Linked DNA regions of Mus musculus: all the other regions are linked to region 1. The links are chromatin loops, found by intact Hi-C in ENCODE. Cell type or tissue: left cerebral cortex. All regions are shown on one strand. Region 1 overlaps Scml4 (Scm polycomb group protein like 4). Region 2 holds the start of Scml4 (Scm polycomb group protein like 4). Region 3 has its middle 19 kb from the start of Scml4. Region 4 overlaps Ostm1 (osteopetrosis associated transmembrane protein 1). Region 5 has its middle 32 kb from the start of Foxo3.

Region 1 (5,000 bases):
TGTGTATGTGTGTTATATATGTGTGTGTGTGTATACATATACATATACATAATACATATACATATACATATACATATACATATACATATACATATACATATACATATATATATATATATGATGTGTGTGCCTTTGTATGTGGAGAGAGTTGTGAGTGTAAATATAGGAGCTCTAGGATTCTGACTCACTTCCTCACACTTGTTGAGCAAAGCACTTTGCTGACTGAATCCAACTCTCCAGCCCCCAAATTTATAAAAGGACAAAGCACATGTGACTGTTGCGGAGGCAGAAGAGCCTGGGGACAGCCCCTCACCTCCTCTGCTCACTCGCATTTCCCACACGCTTTGGGATAGAGGCTTGGCAGAACTGCCAGATCCCGGGGAAGGTGGTCACAGAGCCTGCGGTCCTCTGGAGACCCAACGGGGAGTCATTACTCTAAACAGCTGACTTCAGTCAAAACTGTCTTTGGTCCAAGTTTCCAAGGGAGGAAAATCAACCCACAGCTTAGAACAAAGTCTCGGGCAAACCAGAAACATGCTGGAGAGAGAAAGAAATGCAGGTGTCAGGCATTAAAATGATGGCTGATTGTGAGCCTCTCATGAGGGACAGGGAGATGTAAATGCACTGAAATGGACCAGAGAGGAGCCAGAGTTGGTCCTCGGGCTGAGGGATTGAGCTGGGGGCAAGCTAAAAGGAAGAAAAATCTATACTGGCCAGAGACTAAGTTAATGGAAAATGTAATTGAAGCGAAGGAAATGCTCCACCCATAGGTGGTGTGGCCCTGTGCCCTTTGAACCAAGAAGGCAAGGCCTGGGCCACCGAGGCCCTAAGGGAAAACGAGGATTGCTTATCTGTAAGAACAAGGGCGGGACTGAGCCTGGGAACAGAAAAGCTGCACCAGAGCCTCCTCGAAAGCTGCAGAGAAAGGTGACTATTTGCGACCTTAGAGTCCCGTAGAGGACACGGAGACCCACAGCAACTGGCACGTGTTGGGAGCTGCAGCCCCTGGGAGTGTGGGCTAAACTGTCAGGAGCACGGACTCTGCACCCAGGTAGGATGACAGGCACCTGAGTCTGGGCTGAGAGGCGAAGTGGGAGCCCCCAGCGCTTCCCTTCCTGCCTCCAGCTTCTCCGCTGGGGTCTCTGAGATTCCAGACTCTTCTCTCCAGGCGCTGCTACCTGGCCAGACCTCCCTGGTAAGAACACCACAGCTCTTGGAAGCTGTGCCTAGCAGGCTTCGCTCCAGCCTTTTCTTCCCTGGGCTTTGAGACTGAAGTGCTGCCAGGTCTTTAGTGTAGCCAGACCAAGCTGTTCTTGCGGAACCCTTTGAACCCTGCCGAAGAACTAGGCAGACCTGCAAAGGGCCAGACCATCCCTGAGAAAGGCCGTGGCCTTCAGCCTGGGGGAAGGTAGTATTAATAACTCTTCCAAGGGCTTATTCTGTACAGGAGAGAGATAGAGAGAGAGAGAGAGAGAGAGAGAGAGAGAGAGAGAGAGAGAGAGCGAGCTTGCACACGTGATATGGCGTGCATGTGTGGTGTGGTAGATTGGGGAGTGGAAATGGTGGAAGGCATGTTAGTTTCTCTGGACATCACCGGGTAGAGGTATCGTGTGAGAAGGGTTTTGCCGGTGGTTTTCTTGCTGCATCTCAAGCCTTCATTAGAGATTACTAGTAAAGTATTGCTTTGATCCACGGAGTAAAACTCATGGTCCAAGCTCCCTTGCCTGTTTGCAGTGAGGCCCGTGCCTTCCTTCTGCACAGAGGGCTAAGGCTTGCTCTGTGTGTCTGTGTTTTGCACACAGGTCTCCCTTGCTTAGGGACTCTCTTCCTTTGTCTCTTGGCTCTCTCCTTGTCCCTCTTTCTTCTGCTGCTAACCCCCTTTGGAGTTCTCCAGGACGGTGAGGTGAGTGGCTTGCCCAAAGGGGTCCTGGAAGCCCCCCTCACTCCCATTGTAACCCCAGACCAGGGTCAGGCAGAGGAAGGGAGGAACTTTTTTCCTCAAACGGAGAAACTTAGACAGGAGGCGCCTCCTGTTCTAGAGATGTCTTTGGTTTCAGGCTTTTATACATAGCAACGGAGGAAACCTCAGTCCCCAAACAGATCCACAATGGGGAAAAAGAAACACAAAGCTATCCAGAAAGTTCCCCAGACACCCAAACCCCAAAGACCTGCCCCTTCCCGGTTCTCCCCCCACTCCCCGCCTCCCCGCCCCCATTTGTATGCATGTGCTGCGCACGCATGCGCTTGCTGCTAAGCTGGAGCGAGCTCTTGTGTATACACAGAAAGCAGTTTATTGTTTTCTCTGAAGGAGGCACGGAATGATTTACGAGTAGTTTCTCTGGGGTCTATGGACACAAGGGACTCGCAAGGGGTCTGAGGCCTGCCTTTGCCCAGCTGGCCTTTCCACAGCCCCAGGCTGGATTCTCTCTCTGGGGGCAGACAGCTTATTTCCGATGAGCAGGGGTCTTGTGAGGGCCCAGGAGAGAATAGACACCAGTCCTGTTTCCTGCCAGGCCTGTAGCTTTCCAGGTCTGTGTGGAAGGAAGGTGAAATCTCTGAGGAGATTGGTTCTGGCTGATTCCAGGTCTGCTGGCCCCATCTGCTGTTCACACTATGGTCTGCCGCAAAACTGAAAGTAGTTCTCCCTGCCAGCAAAACGGTCTTCCTTTGTATTTCACAGTGCAGTCAAGTTCGTAGGGGCCTAGGAGTTCCGCATACCTGTAACCCATCTATCTGTCTGTTTAATGACGTCATGGTTTTTAATAGAATAAAGAACATCCACTACCATGCTTTATATTAAAGCAAGCACAATTAAACTTAGGTATAAGAGAGAAATTTCAATCAGTAGATTTGCAGCACAGTGGCCTAGCTTTGGGGGAGACTGTAAGATTCCTTGGTGAAGTTTTTACTTTATTTCCTTTTTATTTTTGTATGTTTGTGACTTCGCACATGTGGGTGCAGTACCAACATCAGCCAGAAGTGGGCATAAGATTTCCCCTGGCGCTAACATTGCAGACAGTTGGGTAAGGCTCCATTCTAAACCCATTCAGGGTGGGTGCTGAGAACTGAACTCAGGACTTCTGCAAGAGCCATACAAATTCTTAAAGCACTGAGCCATCTCTCCAGGCTCCCGAGAACACTTTTCAATAAGAGGCTCAGTTACTATAGAAGATAAAGATTGACTGGTTCTAGCTTAGCACGTTCCCAGCGCTAGCGTACTGTAACCTTGTCAATTTTTACTATCTCTGAATAATACCTATAGACCTGTAGACTTGAGATGTCCCTTTCAACCGACTCACTCCTTCCTAGCAAGACTTACATCAAGGATATAATTGTTTAGTTTGCCAATTGTATTTTGTAGATGTATATTAGAATAAATGACTATTAAAAATTAACAGTCACGTGTGGTCACTTATACCTGTAATCTCAGCACTTATCAGAATTGATGTAAGTTCAATGCCAACCTGGGCTACATTGTGAGTTCCAGGCTAGCCTGGGCTACTGAGTGAGATTCTGAGTACAGCACCAACCAAATCTGTTTACTTATCCTCAACCAAACCCTGTCCTCCTAAACGCTGCATGTTTAAGTCCTAGCCCTAGGTCCTGTGAATGGGTCCTTATCTAGAAATGCGGTCTTTGCTGAAAGGATCTATTAATAGCTGACGAGATCCCATTGGATTGGGGACTGCTTCAAAGTAGAAGGAAACAGGGATACATTGACACTCAGGCACAAGTTTTGTGTAGATAAAATGTTTCCTTTGTGCCCACTCCTAGGAGTACAATTCTGAGTCATGTGACAGTTCTGCCTTATGCGCCTGTTTTCCTGAAGTGTCCGAGCCATCAGCAGAACATGAGGGCTCTGATTTCTCTGCAGCACCAGTGAGCGTCTGTCAAGGAATAGCGTCTGTCTATTCACGGCTGAGTTGTTAGATGCAGTCTGGATTCAGGTCCCTTGTTAATCTCTCCTGGCTTGTGGCTTTGGTTTTTGTTTGTTTGTTTGTTTGTTTGTTTTGTTTTGTTTTTGACAACGTTTTTGAAGAATACAAGGCTTCAATTTTGATGAAGTCCGGAATTTGGTTGTTGTGGCTTTTGTGGCTCACGCATCAAATTTACTCATTTATTTAGACTGTGTGGCACTGGCTGGCCCAGAACCTATAGTAATTCACCTGCCTGTCTCCCGAGGTCCAGGATTAGAGGGGCACGTGCCACCTGGATCATGCCAGATCTTAAGATCACATTTCCAATATTTTTGTCCTCACCTCTTACATTTCCTCTTAAAGGGATTTTAAATTTCATTTTAACTTTTCCTATAAGGTAAAGACAGGTCAAATTGCATTGTTTCTTGTGTGGTTGGTTTTCTAAGCCCTGTCTGTTGAAAGACTTCTTTCCTTCCTCACTAAAGGGCCTTAGCAGACAAACCATCGCATGTAGATAAATGGGCTTATTTCCAGGCTCTGAGTTCTGCCTCCCTCATTCATCCAAGTGTCCATCCTCCGCAGAACTGTGCTGCTATGGTTGGTCACTCTTTCTTAGCTGTTATGTTTGATGCTGTGACCTGTAGACTCTCTACGTTTTGTTTTTTACTGTTTATTTCTATTTCTCTGATCTTTTATAATTCCATGAGTTTTAGAACCATCTTGTTAATTACAATAAAGACACGAGCCGAGATTCTAGCAGAGATTGTGCTGATTTTGTTGAACATTTTTAGTGTGTTGCCACCTTAGCGATTACACACACACACAAAAAAAAATCTATTAAAAGATGGTGGTTTTACTATTCATTTATATCTTCTTTCAACAGTGCTGCATATTTTCTAGGATATAAATTGAGATTTCTTCTGGTCAACTTATTTCTAAGTGTTTCACTGTTTTTAGTCTCACTGTATGGTGTTGCCTTCTTGATTTCATTTTAGATTTTTGGTGTTCCTGTGTTGATTTTGTGCCTTGCAGTCTTGCTGGTAATTTATTGGTTCCGGTAATTCTAAAACTGAGTTCTCTAGG
Region 2 (5,000 bases), 81 kb before region 1:
GGCTTTAGTTAATTTTAAGGTCATGTGTGATTGCCAAGTTGACCCATTGAGAGTCGAAGCAGCAACCCAGGCACACCTGGCTCAAGGACAAGCCACACAGACACAGTCTGTATGAAGATGGAGCATGCAGATCAGAGTGAGAGCCCCTCAGGATCTTCCTGGGAAAGAGAAACCAAAGGCCGTTGGAGTAAGAGTCTACCAAAGCCTTTTCTCTTTATAGGGTTTGATTCCTTAAGAAATGTTGATTTTATTTGTTGAAAGAGCCATATTCAATTGAACACTAGTTACCCGAGCTCATCTAAAATGCCCTTCAGTGGAACACTGTGTGAGACTGTATGACCATAGCTGTGGCTGGAACTTGGCGCAGGCCACATTTAAACCATCCATCAGGCCCTAGTGTCCTCCCTCTTCCCCAGGGCCTTACTCTATAGCTGAAGTTGCCCTGAGACTCCCCACATAGCCCAGGCTGGCCCATTTCTTTCTGCCTCTGGCTCCTGAATGATGACATCACAGTTTGTCGCCCACACCTGGCTGGCTTCTAATTTCTTTTCTCCTTCTCATCTTCTTCCTTAGGCTTCTTCTTTAAATGAACTAAGTTATAAGAAAGTACAGACACACCCCCTCCAAAACAAAACTTCCAAGACTGTATTTTCCTGAATGAACATCAAAACTCAACAGGTAAATAAAGGATGTGGATTCCTTCTTTTCCTTGTCTTCATTTTTACTTTTCCCCTTCAGTTTTATAACATATTTATTTCCAAAGGAAAAAACCCTCAATAGTTTAAATACGAGTCCAAAAGGGTTGCTGTAGGTCAGTGGCGAGCCATGATGCTGTCTTCGGCAGCTCACCGCCTCCCCTAAGGCCTCTTCCCATGAGGAGAGAGCTCTATGTCTCTTCCCATCTACGTTCCTTAACAGCGTGAGTCTGCACTTTGTTGTGAACGTGTTACTTTTCCATTTCTACATCATGAATTTCAGTCCAAAGCCAGTCCCATAACCCTAATAATTTCTACTTGGGCCAAACTGTCTGTATCTTTCATAAAATAGAAATTTATTGAGAGCTTCTATGGGCCAATCTTGTTTCACTAATCAGCCTTTGATTCCCTTGGATGTCAAAGGGGACACATACTACACTGTTGGTACAAATTTTTGACTCTTTATGGCACTTGGTAGGAATGGAGACTGCCATCCAAGCTGGGCCAGGCCCCGGCCAGCCTGGGAACCACCTTGGGGCAGAGGAGTCAGGGCTGTGGCAGGCAGCGGACCTAGGCAGAAAGGACACATGCCACCCAGGGAATTCCTTCTTTCTTAGTAAGGATAATGCTTTGACTTAAAAAAAACATCAATTTCCTGTATCTATTTAATTTGAGGGGACAAATTTACTTCACACTACATATGCATTCAAATTGTAGGTCCTTTTTAATTTTTCATACTCAGTAACTGGCTAAGCTGTGACCCAGACCTTCCAAATTAGTTTAATGTCAGTCCTGGCTACAAGCATGCTCCCTGTCCCTAAAAGCAAACCCGGTAGACAGCCTGTATTTGTAAACCAGGTATCTTATAAGACACACTTGAGACACATCCCATTTCCCCAGATGAGTCAAGTCAGCAGCAGAAAACCTCGACTCACTTTATAAAAAGAAGGGAGGAGAAAAGGCACCTTCTCTGGTGTAAACTGGTTTAGTGGACAGGCAGTGGGTATGGAGGAGAGACAGCAGCCCTTTCCCAGGCAGGTCCCAAGAGTGTTTGGGCATGGAGAAACACTTCCAGATGTGCACACACAGATGTGGATTAAACGTAGGATAGGCAGCTTTAGAGCTAACAGGTACAGCCACAGTGTGTCATCAGTACAGGTCCACACCTCTGACAACACACAGGCTTTCTGTTGGTATACCATTGTTCTTTCTTTCTTCTTCTTTTCCCCCCAAAGCCAAACATTAGCCTTGTCAGATCGTAACAGTCTTATAAGCCTGGTGTGGCCCTCACTGCTGCAAGACTGGGACAAAGAGATGATGTTACAGTCTGGTTTCTATGGCAACGGAGGAGGGGTAATGAAAACTGAAATGCAGGAAACACCCATTCTGACTATTGTGACATAATTCAGTTTCTTACAAGGAAGTAACTATCTAAGAAGCAGAAGTATCATTACCTGGCGGCTGCTGTTCACAAAAAGCTGTGCTGTGTATTTCTCTTAGCTGGTCTGTCTGTACAGAGGAAAGAAATAACACACACACACACACACACACACACACACACACACACACACACACACACACACAGAGTCCTCGCTTTCTGCATGTAAAATGTGTGTGTGTTCTTTAGAAGCCAGCGGTTGGCTGGTTTTCCGGACATGATGTGGTTGAAGCTGTCATCGTAATGGAAATTCACTGCTGTAGCTATGGTAAATCGAGTGTTCTGCCTGTACTGAATGCATTAGTCTAATGAGATGTTTGCAGCGGCGGCGAGCTGGGCTGCTGGCGACTAGCTGTGAGGCAGGCGTAGCACACGGGTGGAAGATAGCTTGTGCCATACTCGCAGTGTGTGTGCAGGAAGTCACCTGTCTTCTAAGCCACCACTCCAGACCTCAGCAAGCAACACCCTGGTCAGGGCTCTGTGACCAAGCTGTAGGTAAGGGAGACGCATGCTGGCGGGTGTGCTGTGGTACATTGTATGGCTCCTTCTCTTTGGGCTGGCGGCACAACAGGTTACCTGCTTTAGTTTATTTGGGAGGGTTTGCATGCCTGCCTCTCTGGCAATGCACGAGTGTCTGGTGCTAAAACTACTGAGCCCGGTGGGTAAACTTCGGATCCTAACATGCAAAATATAATGTTTGATTTTTTTTAACTATATATCAAAGGGAGATTTAAAGTAAAAACACAGTTTATAACCATTTTTGACATGTATACACTTAACCTCTCTTTAAGTCTATATGTAAATATGTGCAAATTTTTTATTATTTCAAACATGAATATGGTTTTTTTCCTAATAATAATTTTGTCTTATTTTGTATTATTAATTTAAAATTTGTAGTATGGATTAGGTTACAAATATTTACCTAAAATTGATTATTAAAATTGGCTGTGATATAAGCACTCATCAAAGCATTTGTTTTCAAATTGAATTTTATTTACTTGTGTTGAATGCTGCAGATGGGATATTTCATGTGTTTTTGTTGGTTGCTGATGTACCAGTCATAGATAAGGAGAGTATTAATTGTTTGCAAGTTCCTGCTATTAGTTTTTTTAGGAGGAAATAACTAACAGGTTAGTATGGAATGTTTGGAGTTTCCCCAAGTTCAAAGACAAAGTCACCTCCTCCCCTCACACAGTCCTATGTGACCCCAAATAGCTTCCACTCATTCTGCCTGCAGCCCCGGGTGTCGTCTACAGGTTGCTCTGCGGATGGACAGGACCAGTGGGTATGGCTGCTGAGTTAGCAGTTTTCACTCATCATTGATGCGCTTGAGTCTAAGTTCTTGCCGTTATTTTCGACAATAAGCCAGAGGTGGCGGCTTGCTGTGTTGTCTTTCTAGGGTCATGACATTTCTCAAGAGGGCTAGGACCATCAGCAGCTCTCTGAGAAATGGGGCTTTGTAGCTGGGATGCTTGAAAAGTGATCCAGATGTGGTTGTTGTGTGTTCCATGTTTTTAATTCCTTTCTCAACTAAGGAACATTTTTTTTTGAAGGGTAAGAGACATAGATGTCTTTCCCTCCTCAAGACTTTTTTCTCATTAAGAACAAAACAAAACGGAATGTCTGGAGAACATGTAGAAGTATGGAGATGGCTGTAGAGGAGAAGGTGCCTGATTTAGACAGTATTTTATGGAACATTTTGTGTGCTTGTTGCTTGGTAGAAGTGGCTCAGTCGATCTGAGTAACAGCTACTGGGTGGCAATTACCTAGAAAACTAGCACTGCGTAGCATCAAAATGCAGCTAAAATGTAAACATTGATGCCCCGTGCAGAGAAGCCGCTTGGTAGCTTTACAGTCTACCTTTAAAATATAGCTGTCAACTACTATTAAAACATGAATGTGTTTCTCTCACTCTTAACATTGTGACTGTGTGTGTGTGTAGAAACCTTCTCCAAATCTGCCTGTCTGATTTGTGTCATAAGAGGAAACACAGATCCAACAAAATCCCAAATCTTAGTTGTTTTACCACATTTAAATGTCTTACCCGTGTCACCAAAATTACTTTTATTTCCTTAAAAGCTATATATGAGCAATAACGAGACAGGAAGAACGAGCGGGCAAGCTCGGCTTTCATCTGCACAGTTCTTCTGCGGCTGCTGTTCTCTGCTAGAGCAACAGTAGTTTCACTTTCTGCTTCTCTTCTCGTTGTGGGGCTGAAGGTTGGAGGTCATAGGCGATCTAGGAAACAAGCCAAACTCAAAGGTTGTCACCTCAGCTCCTCCGCTTTGATCTTGCCAACTGAAAAAAACCCAAGGACTTTTAATATATTCAATACTGCTTGCGTGTGATAAAAATTTGAACAATACCCTGAAGGACAAAGACAGAAGTTTTAATATTTTTTTGACTAGATGGTTGGAAAATCATGACCAGATTGCCTTAAACCTTTCATAACATAGTAGTTTTTATTTGTTTCTTTTAATCTTAATGTTACATCTCGAATGCTTAACTGCAATAAATTTAAGGAAACATAACAAGGAATGCTCACTGAAGAATAGCTTTTCTGTTGGAAAGCGGGGTGTGGAACACAAAATTCAGAGTGTTTCTTAGGTCTTATCTGCAGTTTTTCTGGAGCCAAGGGCATACCACACACACATGTACACACCCCTTGTGCCGCACACTTTAGAACAAGCAGCTACCTCTGAAAGTTTCAGCACCTCATGACCTCTGGGTAGCTGGCTCGGTGCTCCTTAGAGATCAGAATTCTAGCTTCCTCCTGTTTCATATTCTTAGATTTGATTTGAGAATGGATTTGGGATGAGGAGGAAGACAGATCCCTTTCCCACCAGGGAAGAGTAAAATCGTTTTCC
Region 3 (5,000 bases), 100 kb before region 1:
GGGAGGAATGATACATGGTCCTGTCTCTTGCCGTATACAACAATTAAACCCAGGTGGCATCTAATTCTAACTTTGAAAGGCAAAACAATGGGGTCTTTTAGAAAATAATGTAGAATATGTTTATCACCCAAGGGTAGGAAAATACATTTTAAGCAGGATGCAATAAACATTCCCCAATGGAAAAAACAAATTGAAAAGTTGAATGGTATTTGAATGACGAGTCTCTTGTTTTTCAAAGACAGTGAGGGAGCATAAAAGCGAGGCCACAGAGTGGGGAAGGTGTCTGCCATCCACGTAACTGGCAGAAAACTGGCCTCTCCACTAAGCAAAATCACAACAAACTTAAAAAAAAATGGCAGGGGTTGGGAAGAAAATGGGCTAGTGACTTGAAAACAGCCCTTCCTTCCTAAACAGTTTTTAGGGGCAGATCCTGAGGGGTGGGAAGTACAAAAGATTTCTTTTTTCCCCCTAAAATGTTTCTTAGGAATCAGGACTTTCAAACAAATGCAAGAGGAAGCATCTTTGACTGGGAAAGGAGTTGGCCCCAGTGCAGACCTGGGCCAGCTGGCGGGAAGCTCAGGTGTGAAGCCCACTGCCCTGTACTGACAGACGGGTGGGCCTGGAGCCCTCCCACCAAGTCAGAGCTGAGCCACCAGGAGGTGACCCCGAGTAAAATGTTCTATATGGGTCTAGAGAGATGGCTGGGCAGCTACGGAGGACTGGGGTTCAGCTCCCAGCACCTGTATCCGGTAGTCTACAACTCCAGTTTCAGGGGACCTGATGCCCTCTTCTGGTCTCTGTGGACACTGCGCTCATGTGTACATATCCTCCCTACACGTGTACACATAATTAAAAGTGAACCGCTTTGAAGTGGTTCTGTGTGGTGAAGGCAGCTTCCAGAGAGCTGTTTGCTGTCTGTAGCTGACCCCATGCGCCGCCGCAGATGGGTAGGTCTTCCTTGCTCTGGTCTTCTTTGCATGTCTACCACACTTCATAAAACCCAGCATCTTCATGGCCAACGAATCCCCGAAAAGCGATTGAGGCTCATTTTCTATTAAGGAAAGGAAAACGGAAACACAGTTCATGTGTCTGTTGCATTACTTCTCACAGTGACCTGAACAGGATGCCTGTTTGTCCCCATGGGGCAACAGCAGACCAAAGAAATTATTCCATCTAAGTCTGGCTTTGCGAACCACTGAGTTTTTTGTTTGTTTGTTTGTTTTGTTTTGTTTTGGGAGGGGGCACTTATAGGAACATGCATGAAGGGTGACATACAGAAGCGAGGACGACTTGGGTGGTTGCATTTCCCTCAAAGCCCACCTGGTACAGGTGAGGACGGATGAAAGTTGTGTCCTTGGAGGGTCCTGCACAACTTGTAGGCAGCTGTCTCCCCAAGAGCCCCCCACTATCTACTGCTTATGTAGCCTCAGCCCTGTGAGCCCCATACATTCCTTGAGTGTCCTGAACGTCCCCCTCTCTCCAGGGGCGGAGGAATGTATCATTTCACACAACAATCCCTCTCTTCCCCCCTCATACACGTCCGTGGGCAGAGGCTGGTTAAAGCACAGGCTCGCAGCACTCCACATGTTCACCACAGCACATGTAAACTGCTTCAAGTCCAAGGCCTGCCTGGGTTACAGTGTGAGACCATTTCTGAAAATAAAAACGGCAGGAATAGTGACACATGCCTTTGATCCCAACACTTGGGCAGATCTCTGAGTTCAAAGCCAGACAGGACTACACAGAGAAACCCTGTCTCCAAAACCCCCCAAAAGATCACAGATCCTATCATATACAAAACACATGAAATACAGCTAGTCTGGAATATCCTTGATAGCCTGGCAGTCTGGAGCCCCAGGAGAGTGGCTCTTCAGTCTGGAGTCAAAAGGCATCTAATGGCAGGATTCCTTCCTCAGGAAAGAATGAGCCACTTCCTTAAGGCGTTCACCTGATTGGATGAGGCCAGGAAGGTGGGTAATCTGCTTGACTTGATCTAGTGGTTTAAACATCATTGCCCTTAAAAACCAAAACAAACAAACAAACAAAAACAAAAACAAACAAAAAGCCCCACCTCATAGCAACATCTCAGAAGCATTTGGGTAAAATCCAGACAGATAATCATAGCAAAACTGACGAAGAAAATCAGTCCCGTGAACACAGTGCTGGCTGCCTCCGCCCTTTAACAGCCTGGGGCACAGGAGGAGCTGAGGCAACTCTGGCTTCGCACTCAGGACACCTCCTACTGGAGGGCTGCTTGGTCTAGAGACTTATGGAAGGGCCATGAGGCTGAAGCTGCTGACGTCAACTGAGAGCGCAGGTTTCCGTCCTTTTGTTTGAGTCAGCAAGCCGAGCTGGGAAGTGCTGCGCTCGGGGGATGAGGAAGACATTCTCGGTGTACAGTCTTTTACTTGCACCTTAATTTTTTTTCACCTGATGTATATATTTTGCCTGTGAGATAGTGAGCCACGTGGTGTAATGCCCACGGAGGCCAGAAGAGGGTGCTGTGGCCCGGCTCCACCTGGAATTGGAGTTACAGACAGTTGTGGGCTGGGAACGGAACCAGATCCTCTGAAAGAGCAGTGAGTGCTCTTAACTGCTGGGCTGTCACTCTCGTCCTGTTTACACCTTTCAAACAAGCTCTATATTTGAGATGTCAATGACAGAAACCTCATGTGAGCTGAATATGCTTTACCACTGGCTACCTCCCCACCACTTAAGCCTATTTGAAGAGACAGAACCATCCTGTTCCGCCCAGGGGGTCATGTGGTGGGGTCTGAAGACACTAACTAGGCTGCCTTGACCTCACTAGAGCAGACTTCATTTGGCAAAGATGTCCTTAGACAAGGTTGTAATCTCTCCTGGGACATCCAGCCAGAGGCTTCATTTGCAGCAGGAACTGAGGACAGGGCAGATGCCGTGAGCAACTTGCGGTGGTAGTCACTGCAAAGTGACACTGAAAGTGATACTTTCAGATCAGTGGCCACTGAGGAAGCACTGTTCCCTGGGGACCCCCCTCTCCCTTGCTGGATTTTGGGATCAGGAACGCGTACATGCTTGACTAGCTATGGCCGCCAGGGGGCGCGAGGTAGCTGAGGAGGGTTGCTGGATGCTCAGGGTACCTGGCCCATGCCCTGAGTCCCACAGTGCTGTCCTCTATTTCCAGGACTCCTCCCAGCTATGTTCCTGCGGCAGCCCCTCTGGAGTTCAGGGTGGCTTGACCCATCTAGTTTTACAGGGCTGGTTCCGACTATCTCCCACCCTAGAGCCAGCTGCTTCTTCAAGGCTCTCTGGGAGCTGATGACAGTCGCTGTTCCTTCTCTTTTCGGCTGAGGTGGATAGCGCCAACCTCGTCCTCCTAAGGTGGGAGTGGACAGCTACCTTCACAGCTTCTGAAGAGCAGGGCCTTGGGGCCCTGGAGAAGGACTCAAAGGTCACCTGGCCATGCTGCAAATTCTATCCTTACAGGCACCCCATCACACTTATCTACAGCTCTGTCTAGAACTTACTGTGCGACGAAGATTAAGGTTTTACAAAAGGATACTCAATTAAATGTGAATTTCAGATAAACAACAAATTAATTTTTGTCATGTATATCCCATGAAGTATCTGAGACATATAATAACACAAAAAGAAATTCCTTATTTTTCTGATAAGCAAATTCAACTTTGAATCCACTGTTTTTTTGTTGGTTTTTTGTTTGTTTGTTTGTTTGTTTTTGTTTTTCCTGGATAGGAATGAGTTTTGGTGGAGGCAGGCAGGGAAGGGTTGGGGCTGAGGCAAAGTAGGCATGAAGGCTTGTAAGTTTTCTTAAAAGCCTTCTCTCTGTTACAGGAAGCTGTGGTACAGCTCTGCCCTGTGGCATTGGCTCCTCTCACATCGCCAACTCTTTCACTGATTAAAAGGAAGAGAAAAGAAACGAACCATCTTAATTATTTTAATCAGCAAAAATTGTGGCTCTTGATGCCTATGGCCTGTTTCCTTCTTGGGGACCTTAATAATTTGTATAATAACGTTTTAATTGTGCAAATCTGTGTTTTGCTATTTCAGGGCATTTGCTTCTGCACTGGGCTCTGAGCCACACAGGAACTGTCCCACTGGGCAGGAATATGACTGTCCTCATTTCACCTCTACCAGCCCTGAGCCAAGAGCCTTCTGGGAACTTCACATCTGGACACTGAGTTCACACCCAGTGAGTGGTGCACAGAACTCTGTGTCCATTACATGGCATTTGGGACAGACTCAGCCCAGTGTAATGGGGCAGATCTCTTCAAGGATCCCAGTAACACTGGTTGCCCTGTGCATAGCTCCTCTCTCACCCCTCTGTAGGGTCCCATCTGAGATGAGACTGGCTCTGCCATAGATACTTGCTTCTGTGGTCACGACCTTCATGCAAGTTCGTTTCATGTCAAATTTATATAAGATACACTGGAATTTGGGGAGAGAAAAACCTCAGGTGAGAAAGTACACCTAACAGATGGGCCTGTGGGGAAGGCTGCGACTCCTTTTTGTGTTTTTCTTTTGATAAATGACTGTTGTGAGAGAGCCCAGCCCATTGTGGGTGGTACCACCCTTGGGCTGGTGGTCCTGGGTTCTATAAGAAAGCAGGTTGAGCAAGCCACAGGGAGCAAGCCAGTAAGCAGCATCCTGCCATGTCCTCTGTATCAGCTCCTGCCTCCAGGTTCCTGCCCTGATTTCCCTCAGAGATGGTCTGTGAGGTAGACCTATAAGCTGAAATAAACCCCTTCCTCTTCAAGTTGTTTGGAGTCATGGTGTTTCCCCCTGAACAATCTGGCCTTGGCAATCCGGAAGCTAGATATGCTAGTATGTGAGGCTGCTGTAACAGGGTCTCTCAAATGGTGTGTCCTTAAACAGCAGAGATTTAGAGTCCTGCAAGCTGTGTATCTTAAGGTAAAGCAGTGGGAAGCCTGGCTCTTTCTAGGGAAGATCTATGTGAGGTGACCCTCCTTGGACAGCCATCTTCTGCCTCTTCATGTCATCGG
Region 4 (5,000 bases), 240 kb before region 1:
TTTTATCTCCATGTTCAGTAGATGGTTCTTTGCTGATGCTCATGGTAAAGAATAAAGAGAATAGAGAGCAAAGATATAAACGTGTGCTTCAGAATGCAGGTGTCTGCCTAGAAGCTAGAATCTGGGCTTTGCTGGCATGCTACCCCCCCCCCCCCGCCCCCCTTGCAGGCTATCTGTCCATTTTCATTCACTAGAAAGGTCTGGGTTAGGAGCTAAGAAAAGAGAGTTGAGTGGGGTTCGTATCCTTCCCATGAGAAAAGTCCAACTTCATTTTGATAAAGGATGGCGTTTGGGCTGTGAAACTCAGCAGGGATGGATTTTATTTGGAAAGAACAACATTAAACATCAACAGTGAGATAGCTCAGGAAGGTTAGTACTTAGCTGTCAGTCACTTTGCAGTGAACTACTGATGCCTCCCATCCTCCCCAGCGGTCATCAGAAGCCTGTGTAGCAGTTTCAAAAGTAAGAGGCACTTAGAAAGTGCAGAGACCATCGCCTTGTGCCCTTACACCAGGTCTCCTAGGTCTCCTAGAAAGTTCTAGAAGCCCTTGCCATGTGCAGGAACCTCTCGTCCTCACAGCCCACCACTGTCTTCTCCTGGGGGTTACCAGCGGCTTTTGTGAGCTCTCCTTTTTATTAATGTATAGTAATTGTATACAGCAGTGGATTTTATTGTGACATTCTTATTTCTTGCATGTATGTAGATTGTGCTTTGATTCTATTCATAGATTCCATGATCTTCTTCTGTTCGAGGCTTGTTCAGAACGCCATTGCCTTTTTATTTTAAAAAGAATTATTTTCTTATATTTATCTAGGGGGTACATGTGGATGTCAGAGGACAGCTTGCCTATGGGTTCCAAGGACAAAACTTGGGTCACTGCTTACTGGCAAGCAGCCTTACCCATTGAGCTGTCAACCGGATTCTTTGCCTATTCTCATGTCTTTGTGTTTTCTGCATGTTTATCCTCTAGTGATTTCAAAGTTTCAGGTCCTAAATTAAGGTCTTTGACTAATTTTTCAATTGTTTTTTTTTTTTTTTTTTTTTTTTTTGTCAGAGCGGGGGCGAGGGATCTAGTTTCAGTCTTGATATGCAGTTATCCAACTTCCCAGCGCCATCTGTTAAGGAGACTTGCCTTTCCCCCAAGGTGTGTCATTGGCGTCTACCTGGTGGCTATGCGATGTGGCTGTATCGCTGGGTTCACGCCAGTCCTGTCACACAGCAAATTGTCTTCAATCTGGGCTTTGTGGCAGGGTAGGGTGTCAAATGGTTGACACGCAGAGATACTGTGTCCAGTAGGTACTGTGTGTCTTACATCTACCTTCTGTCATTTTAGGGGCACACATACAGTCTCCTCCCACCAAAAAATTACTCCGAAGTGTGCAGAAACTGTAAAGAGGCATATAAAAACCTGAGCCTCCTGTACAGTCAAATGCAGAAACTGAACGGGCTTGAGAACAAGGCTGAGCCTGAGACGCACTTGTGCATCGATGTGGAGGATGCAGTGAGTATCTATCGGCTTCTGGCGTGGTCCGCGTGTGCAGCTGATGAATGCTTGCGGTGCTAGCATTTCTCGGGTGCACTGGAGCATGCGCGTGGCATTCCAGCCAGAGAGAACTGCAGTGGTTATAAAGTAATAAGGCTCTACGGTGTCTCTGTCGGAGCGAAATGGACATTAACCAGGCACCTCATGGACAAGTTAATAATTTGGCATATTTTGATTTTAAAGTAGAAAATGCAGCCAGGACTACAGAGTGAAACCCTGTCTTGAAAAACCAGTGGGGTGGGGGTAGGTAAGAAAGTAGGTGTGGCTTTCAGGGGCATGGTGTTTCTTGTGCTTAAGTTTCAGCTCTCTATCCAGTGGGTGCTGATTAAGGAGGTTTTTGCATCTAACTACCATGTGTTCGAAAGATCTTACGCACTTATTGCATTAATTGATTTATCTACGTGATAATTTGAGAACATTACTTATAGTCTATCTCCTCACTGAAATGTGAGCCACCTGAGGACAAAGACCTGGTGTTTTCTAATTCATCATTTAATAGGTAGGACAGTGCAAGAGAGAGAGAGAGAGAGACCGCAAAAATGAACGAGGTCTCATTATTAAGCGCAGGCCAGCCTTGAACTTGAAGTGATCCTCCTGCTTCGTCTCCACCATGCCCAGGATGTCATTCAGTACTGCTTTTGTAAGTATGTGTAACTGTAGTAAATGTTGGAGAATCCGGAAGCCTTTTCTCCACTGTATAGCTTGTCTTTCCAGTGAGCACCAGTAGGTGGCAGCCGTGCCCTCCTAGGCTTGAGACTTAGTTATCTGAGAAGACAGATCATTGGCTCAAAAGTAGAGAACTCAAGGTCAAAATGGCTAAGCTTGCTGGTTAAGAATACTTCGTCTGGCCGGGCGTGGTAGTGCACGACTTTAATCCCAGCACTTGGAAGGCAGAAGCAGGTGGATTTCTGAGTCTACAAAGTGAGTTCCAGGATAGCCAGGGCTATACAGAGAAACCCTGTATCGAAAAAAAAAACAAAAACCAAAAACCAACCAACCAACCAACCAAAAAAACCCCCAAAAAACAAAACAACCTCCCCCCCCCCCCAAAAAAAAGAATGCTTCGTCTGCATTATCAAACCAGCTTAGAGGACACTGCTCTGGACCATCGAGTGGTGCTTAGGATAGGCAAAGGCACCGAGCATGGCTGCTCATAGGGCTTGGGGTTTTTACCTCTCAGCCCCATGACTGTACTTGTTTAACAGCTCTTAGTACTAAATCACCTTTAACCAGGAGACAGAGTCTTTACTCTGGTTTTATAACTACACATTCTCTGGGAGATAAAATTACTGACATTCTGGTATATCTCAGTGATAATTATGTATTTAGAATATACCTTATTTTGTGTGTGTGTGTTTTGTTTTGTTTTTTTTTTCTGAGTTCGAGGCCAGCCTGATCTACAGAGTGAGCTCCAAAATAGCCAGGGTTGCACAGAGAGTCTCCAAAATAAAATAATACCAAATATTATACAGTTACTAATTGTAAACCAGCTTTTTTTCTCCTAGCAGAAGAAATTGTTCTCAACTATCAGTAGATTTTTAACGCTGTTTTAAATGATGTTTGGATTGCAAAAATATACTAAGACATTAAAGAGAACTTTAATTAAACTTTAAGTAAAGAGACTATAATATGATATTTGTTTCTCTAGATGAACATTACTCGGAAGCTTTGGAGTCGAACCTTCAACTGTTCGGTCACCTGCAGCGACACGGTGTCCGTGGTTGCTGTGTCTGTGTTCATTCTCTTCCTGCCTGTCGTCTTCTACCTCAGTAGCTTCCTTCACTCAGAGCAAAAGAAACGCAAACTCATTCTACGTAAGTTCCCTTCTGTAGTCATCCATCCATTTAGCCGAGCACCTACGTAAAAGATTACGGGGTCAAAAAAGATTACGGGGTCAAGGGGCTGGGGGTACAGCGTCAAAGCTCTTACCTGTATGCACAAGGCCGTGGATTCAACCTTCATCATCATAATGTAGGGGAAAGGTACAGATCTATTTAAGAAAGATGTGGCTAGTGCCTTTACCTGCCGAGCCATCACCAGACTTTGTGCTCTTTCTTTATGGCACGCAGGCAGTAAGCCGGCGGCTTTGCTGCTGCTGACAGCTGAGGTCACTTAACTCTCTCATTTGTTTGTTCTACTTGATTCGTCTCCCTTGATTGGATCATAAAGATCATCAGAAGAAGAAGTTGTTTCCTTGTATACCGTCTGTCATATTGCCAGTACCTAGAAAGTGCCCGGGCATAGTGAGTGCTCGCAGACATTTGTTGTACAAAAGAATACTATAGTCTGTTTTAATGTTAGCATCAAAATACTATCCCTGTGAAATTCTTTATGGAAAAAAAATCTTGGATCAAATAATGTCAGGCAATATGGCTTTCAGGAGGCAGAAGCAGATGGATCCTTGAGTTAAAGCCAGCCTGGTCTACATGACGAGTTCTAAGCCAGCCATGGCTTCACAGGTCAAACCTGACTCAAAAACAAACAAATTAACACAGCAAAAGACCAAAGCAAATAAACAATAAAACCATACAGAGAGAAAGACAGACAGACAGACAGACACATACAATAACCCCAAATACTCGTGTGAGTGAAGAGTTCATGTGCCGATGCTCATGGCCGATTGCTCTCCCTCCCCCCACCTCCTGCCTTCCTCCCTGCATGAACTGATGACATGTGACTGCTCTGTGGCATGGTTATGTCTTTGAGAGTTGTGCAGAGCTTAAAACAAGGCAAGGAAATAGAGGCGCCTGAGCCCTGCTGCAGCTCCTCCTATGAGGCCAGCAGTTCTCAGATCTCAGCCTGTGCCACTCCCACCACGGGTGCCACTCCCACTGCAGGTGACACTGTGGGTTTTCAGTTCTAGAGCATGAGAAACATTTGCACTCAACTGTTCAACGCACGACCTCGCCAGGTGGCTATGGGCCATGATTCTATTTAAACCTAGTGGCTCAATGCCATGGCCATCATAATCATAGCTGAATATTACATATTTTGCTAATAGTGCTATATGTGATATATAACTCAACTTTAAAAGAACCATTCTTTTTAAAACTAGAGTCTTTTTTTCTTATTTATTTATTTATTTATTTATTTATTTTTGACTCATGGTTTCTCTGTGTAGCTCTGGCTATCCTGGAACTTGTGCAGTAGACCAGGCTGGCTTCAAACTCATAGAGATCCACTTCTGTCCGCTGGGATTAAAGGTTCCTGCCACTGCTGCCAACTCAGAATAATGTATTTCATTGTGACATTTACACACACACACACACACACACACACACACACACACAATATGTGTGTTTTGTTGTTCTTGCTTGGTGTTAGGTATTGAAGCTAGAACTTTATAAGTGTTAGCAATACCCTTTACCACTGAACTGGCGCCCAGCATGAATGTGTTGAGATAGGGTCTCGCCGTGTAGCACAGGCTAGCCTGGAATTTGCTATGTAGGCCAGGCT
Region 5 (5,000 bases), 630 kb before region 1:
TAGATGTGTCTCTGCCTGGTTCTTTGAATAATAGTGAGTGAATGAATGGATGGTTAGTGAATACTTATATGCTGTTTTTAACAACTTCATTGAGAAACATTCACATATAAAATCCAACCATTTAAATAGTTCAGTGGTCCTTGTTAGTCTGTATGCAGTAATTCACCTCCTCGTCCAGTTGTATGTGATGACCCCACCTCTCTGTTCAAATGTATGTAATAAGCACGCTGAGCTTCCAAGGTGCTGCGGGTTCTTCATCAGAGTATGGTTCGACAGATCTCAGCTTCTTTGTGTGTCTTTGTGTAGAAATAAGACCAATGGGGCGGGGGTGACAGAGTCATGTGACAGAGTCATGTGACGGACCCTAGGAATCAGTCTCTGGAAACCAGCATCAGGGTTGCAGGTCTGAGTTTATTGCCCAACACCTAAGCTTATATACAGTGTTTGAGCCAACCCCAAGCCCCTAAATCCTTAACCAATCATATCTCGCCACACCATCACTATGTCCCAATGAAAGCCCTGGCTGATGCGGTAACTCACCTGTTAGGACTTCCATGAAGATGGGGGAAGCAGCCACCGCCCTGGCTTCCATTCCTTTTTGCTGTCTCACCAGTGTCCTGGGAGCCATCTTAGATCTAAAGCTATATAGTGCAGATCAGGGTTCTCTGAGGAGTTATAGGACCCTGTGCAGCCCCCTCCCCTTCACCCCCTGCTCTTCATCCCATGTTTTCCTTAACAAGGTTGATTTCCATGTCCTCCTCATCCGTGTCTGTTTGTCCTTTCTTCGTTCCCTCTTGGCTCCCAGTCAGGTCAAGTCCCTGGAGCCATGCTGGGTTTGGTAGCAGACAGTCTAACCGGCGGTGGGAATGAGGGAGGAGATGCATTCTGGGAACAGTGTGACAGGGCTGGAGAGATGGCAGCAGTGAAGAGCACTTGGTGCTCCTGCAGAGGACTCAGATTCTGTTCCCAGCACCCACGTGGTGGTTTGTAACCGCCTATAACTCCAGGTCCGGGGAACAGAGTGTGAAGAGAATGCTTTGTCTAACATTGAATGTAGTTTTCACAATTATAAAATCCACCACAGGATGATGCAAAGCAAAGGCCCTCACCAGATGTACCTCCATCACGGACTCCTCCATAGATACACATATCTCTTTGTGATAAGCTGCCCAGTCTCTGGTATTTATTCTATTATAGCGACACAAAACAACCAATAAGACACTATTTGTATTTCTGGGCCTCATCAGTCTGGGCAACTTTTTCAGAAGTCCCATGGTGTGTGCTTGCGAGTGTGTGTGTGGGTGTGGGTGAGTGTGTGTGCTTGAGAGTGTGTGTGAGTGTGTGCTTGTGAGTGTGAGTTTGTGTGTGTGTGTGTGTGTGTGTGTGGTGTTGCACATGACTGCATCCTAGTGTGCTTTCTATGGCTGTGATAGACGCCATGGCCTACAGCAGCCTGGGGGTAGAAAGGGTTTAGCTCACCTTACAGTTATAATAGAAGGGAAGCCAAGGCAGGAAGCCGGAACTGAACCCGAGACCATGAAGGAACTGCCTACTTTTCACAGGGCAGCAGCCAATCATTAATCAAGAAAATGCCTCCACAGACTTGCCTGCAGACCAATCTTATGGAGGCGTTTTGTCAGTTGAGGTTGCCTCCTCTTGGATGATTCCAGTTTGTGTTAAGTTCACCCTCCCAGCCCCCCACCCTCCTACCCACAGGTTGGCTCCCGCCAAGACTCCAAGTCAGACACACAGACAGGGGAACAGTGCTGTAGTTCCCAGTCATTGTTTAGGAACAGCCAAGCTAGGAGTGAGAGCCCAGGGCAGAGCCCCTCCCCCAGAGAAGGAATTTAAGCTTGCCAAAGGGAGGGAGCTCCGAAGCAGTCACAAGAGGGTCTCATATCGGGACCACACTCCACTCTTGAATTGACTGAGGATCTCAAAAGACGCCTGACTCTCTGGAGGTAGCGCAGGCCTGGGAATAAGAAGCATTGAGAGTTCCCAGCCCGAATTTCTAGACTTTTCCCGTCGGTTCACCCACCGACCACAAGATGGTGCCCTCGTCATGGGAAATGGCTGAAGCCCACCAACCGAGCAACAGTTTCTGTTAGCGGATTTCAGGACATCCCCCAGCATCTCAGCCTGTGTCCTTGGAGGGAGTGCGGCTGAGGGCTGCGGTCCTTGCTCCCCGGAATGAAAACCTCCAGGGAGGCTGCATTTTCAGTTTCGCATTCCTCAAGGATGGATAATTTACAACAGTCATGGATGGAACCTTTCCGATTATGTTGTCAGCCCGTTACCCAGTTAAGCCTCTACCAATCTGCCGCAAGCTTGCTATTGCTCTCTTCAGAACACTCCTTTGAAAGAAAATTGAGAAGAGTCACGTAGTAAAAACCAGTACAAGGGTTTCCTGGTTCTTGAAGAATGCAGACCACCTAAGGCCACAGTCAGGGCTGAGGAAGACCTCCCAGAGCTGACAGACTCGCCGCTGCCTAGGTGGAATCCTGGGATTCCTCCGGAGATGCTGACTCAGCATGAGGACAGACTCAAGGCCGGACACACTCCAACGCTGAATTGGGAGATATTGGCCCCACTCACTTGGGTTTTTTTTTCCACGTGTGAATTTTACAGGCGGGGAAATGAAGTGTTTAGAAGTTAGTGTCAAAATGTGGGCACTTGATGCTCTCCTCGAGGACCCAGGTTCAGTTCCTGGCACCCACGTGACAGCTCGCGACCATCTGTATTTCCAGTTCTAGGGGATCTGATTCCCTCTTGTGGTCTTTGAAGATTCCAGGCATGAACAACAGGGTGCACATGCACACGCGGGCAACACACCCATGCATGTAATATATAATATAACATGGAATGAATGTATTTAAAATGCAGGTGCACTAGGAATGTCATATAAATTATTTTGGTGCTATATGTAGAAGGTGTATGTGAAACTTAATTGATTGTCTGTTTAAGTTGTAGTCTCATTCCAAAGATAGCTCATTACAAATATGCAATGCCCCAAGTCTGAGGAACACTCAGAGTCCAGCCCCCTCTGGTCCTGGGCATCTGAGTGCTTGCTGAAGGATCCCACCACCCATTTCCTTTTGGTCTGGCTGCCATGTTGTTTTCTGGTTTTCCCTTTTTCTTGCATGCTGACTTGTGAGACCGACCTTGGGAAGAGAACAGGATGCTGATGGATCATTTCCAGCATGTGTGAACGCCATCCTCCTGCCTCCTGATACGGAGGCAGAACCCTCACAGGGCCTTCCAGCCCTCCTCTCTGAACCCCACTCCCAACTGATACAGCCCCTTCCACCAATGCCTCCCCAAACAAGGCTTAGGGAGCTGGGGGTCTGGAGGGACAGAAGGGAATGGGAGATGTGCACCCTGCAGTAACGCAGGCAGAGCCTTGTGCTACAGCTCACCCTACAGACACGGTGTTTTTAAACGCTGTCTAAACTCTTCAGTAGCAGGGTGACACGCCACCTACACTGGGAGTTGCCTGACCTCAGGCATGAGGCTGATGTGGCTGTGCCATCTGCCATGAGCTGATCACTACGTTGGTTTGGCTGACATGGCTGGGTTGGTAGGTGCCCCCTGCTTTTTCCTCTTCAGTCCATGCGTCCTTCCTGAAGCTTCTCCCTGTTGAAGACAACCCTCTCCAACAGGGGCCTGCCTTACTGTAGTGTGCAGAGTGCGGAATGTTTCTTTGGAAATCTCCAAACAAGCTTTTAAGGTCCAAACCTGGACCTTGAACAAAAACTGGCGTGGGGGCACTGTGCCAGCAATACCATACACTCGGGGACAGTTCCTTTTTTGGTCAGTCCTCTGTCCATCTGTCTATCCATCTACACTGTCTTTTTTTATTACATTTTAAGAAATGTGGAAGGCAAAAGCTAAGCTTTAGAATTGGGGCGTGGCTGAGAGACAGATGCCTGGCATGTGAGGCCTTGGGTTGAGACCTCAGCACTGTGCACAGAGACCGACACAGAGGCACACACATACACACTGAGTCACTGAGACACACAGACACACACAAACCTACACAGAGACACACACATATACACTGAAACACTGACACACACACACACACAGACCTACACAGAGGCACACACATACATACTGACACACACATACATACACACACACAGACCTACACAGAGGCACACACATACACACTGACACACACACACATACTCACACACAGACCTACACAGAGGCACACACATACACACAGAGACACTGAGACACACACACAGAGACCTACACAGAGGCACACATACACACACATACACACACACAGACCTACACAGAGGCACATACATACACACAGAGACACTGAGACACACACACAGACCTACATAGAAGCACACACATACACACCAAGACACTGAGACACACAGACACACATACACACAGAGACCTACATAGAGGCACACATAGAAACACTGAGGCACACAGACACACACACAGATACAGAGACCTACAGAGACACACACAGAGACACCACACACAGACACACACACACAGATATACTGAGAGACACACAAACAGACACACACATACACACACACAAATAGAGATACAGAGACATACAAAGACACCGATATACACAGAGACACCACACACAGATACACACACACACACACACACACACACACACACACACACACGATTTAAAAACAAAGTTAAGCTGTTTCTACTTAGCTCAGAACAGCAGCTGTGCTGTTAGTGCGTGGATACTCACAAGTCATGATCAAATGGTTCTGTTTCTACACGGTAAAATGAAATGAATTCATAGATGTGAGATGTGAACCTCTGAAGTGACCTCCAGTGACTTCAGTCTCCTAGGCCTTAGTTTCCTGATCTGTAATTCTCTTTGTAGGTCTACTTTGTAAACCAATATAACTGAACTATCTAGTATTAACTTGGGACATAGTGAGCTATGTTCTTCAAGGAGTTTTTTTTTTAAGTGTGTGTGTGTGTGTGTGTGTGTGTGTGTGTGTGTA

What was found. Hi-C counts contacts between places; a loop is a spot of excess contacts. Peaks named below come from ENCODE experiments on the same cell type or tissue, not always from the same donor. Only the 100,000 strongest peaks of a DNase experiment are listed, where the experiment ranks them.
Region 2: it touches region 1 in a loop (3-fold over the local background); 27 of 42 quality-filtered maps call a loop at or near these places.
Region 3: a loop joins it to region 1, with 10 times the contacts of the local background. A loop is called at or near these places in 27 of 42 quality-filtered maps.
Region 4: it touches region 1 in a loop (4-fold over the local background); 10 of 42 quality-filtered maps call a loop at or near these places.
Region 5: a loop joins it to region 1, with 5 times the contacts of the local background. A loop is called at or near these places in 5 of 42 quality-filtered maps.

The regions. Positions count from the first base shown.
Region 1 is chr10:42,939,522-42,944,521 of GRCm38, forward strand. All of the region lies in intron 6 of Scml4 (Scm polycomb group protein like 4), which reads left to right. Among named protein-coding and RNA genes, the nearest start is that of Gm5079, 49 kb to the right of the region's middle. In left cerebral cortex, CTCF peaks have their summits at 558, 2,631 (motif pointing left) and 2,940; DNase peaks (open chromatin) are centred at 321, 1,157 and 2,591; H3K4me3 peaks cover 897 bases; H3K27ac peaks cover 361 bases.
Region 2 is chr10:42,858,226-42,863,225 of GRCm38, forward strand. Scml4 (Scm polycomb group protein like 4) reads left to right here and starts at 2,287. Exons shown (of 9, transcript NM_172938.3): 1 at 2,287-2,628. Gm34006 (a long non-coding RNA gene) reads right to left here. Exons shown (of 3, transcript XR_380280.4): 3 at 4,181-4,431. In left cerebral cortex, no CTCF peak of the experiment used is centred here; DNase peaks (open chromatin) are centred at 2,046, 2,472 and 4,301; H3K4me3 peaks cover 1,299 bases; H3K27ac peaks cover 501 bases.
Region 3 is chr10:42,839,472-42,844,471 of GRCm38, forward strand. No RefSeq gene overlaps it. Among named protein-coding and RNA genes, the nearest start is that of Scml4, 19 kb to the right of the region's middle. In left cerebral cortex, CTCF peaks have their summits at 800 (motif pointing left), 2,481 (motif pointing right) and 3,072 (motif pointing right); DNase peaks (open chromatin) are centred at 2,454, 3,064 and 4,091.
Region 4 is chr10:42,694,916-42,699,915 of GRCm38, forward strand. Ostm1 (osteopetrosis associated transmembrane protein 1) reads left to right here. Exons shown (of 6, transcript NM_172416.3): 4 at 1,335-1,502; 5 at 3,193-3,358. Among named protein-coding and RNA genes, the nearest start is that of Ostm1, 18 kb to the left of the region's middle. In left cerebral cortex, a CTCF peak has its summit at 2,266 (motif pointing right); a DNase peak (open chromatin) is centred at 2,267.
Region 5 is chr10:42,306,274-42,311,273 of GRCm38, forward strand. No RefSeq gene overlaps it. Among named protein-coding and RNA genes, the nearest start is that of Foxo3, 32 kb to the left of the region's middle. In left cerebral cortex, a CTCF peak has its summit at 2,054 (motif pointing right); DNase peaks (open chromatin) are centred at 436, 2,061 and 2,487; H3K4me3 peaks cover 524 bases.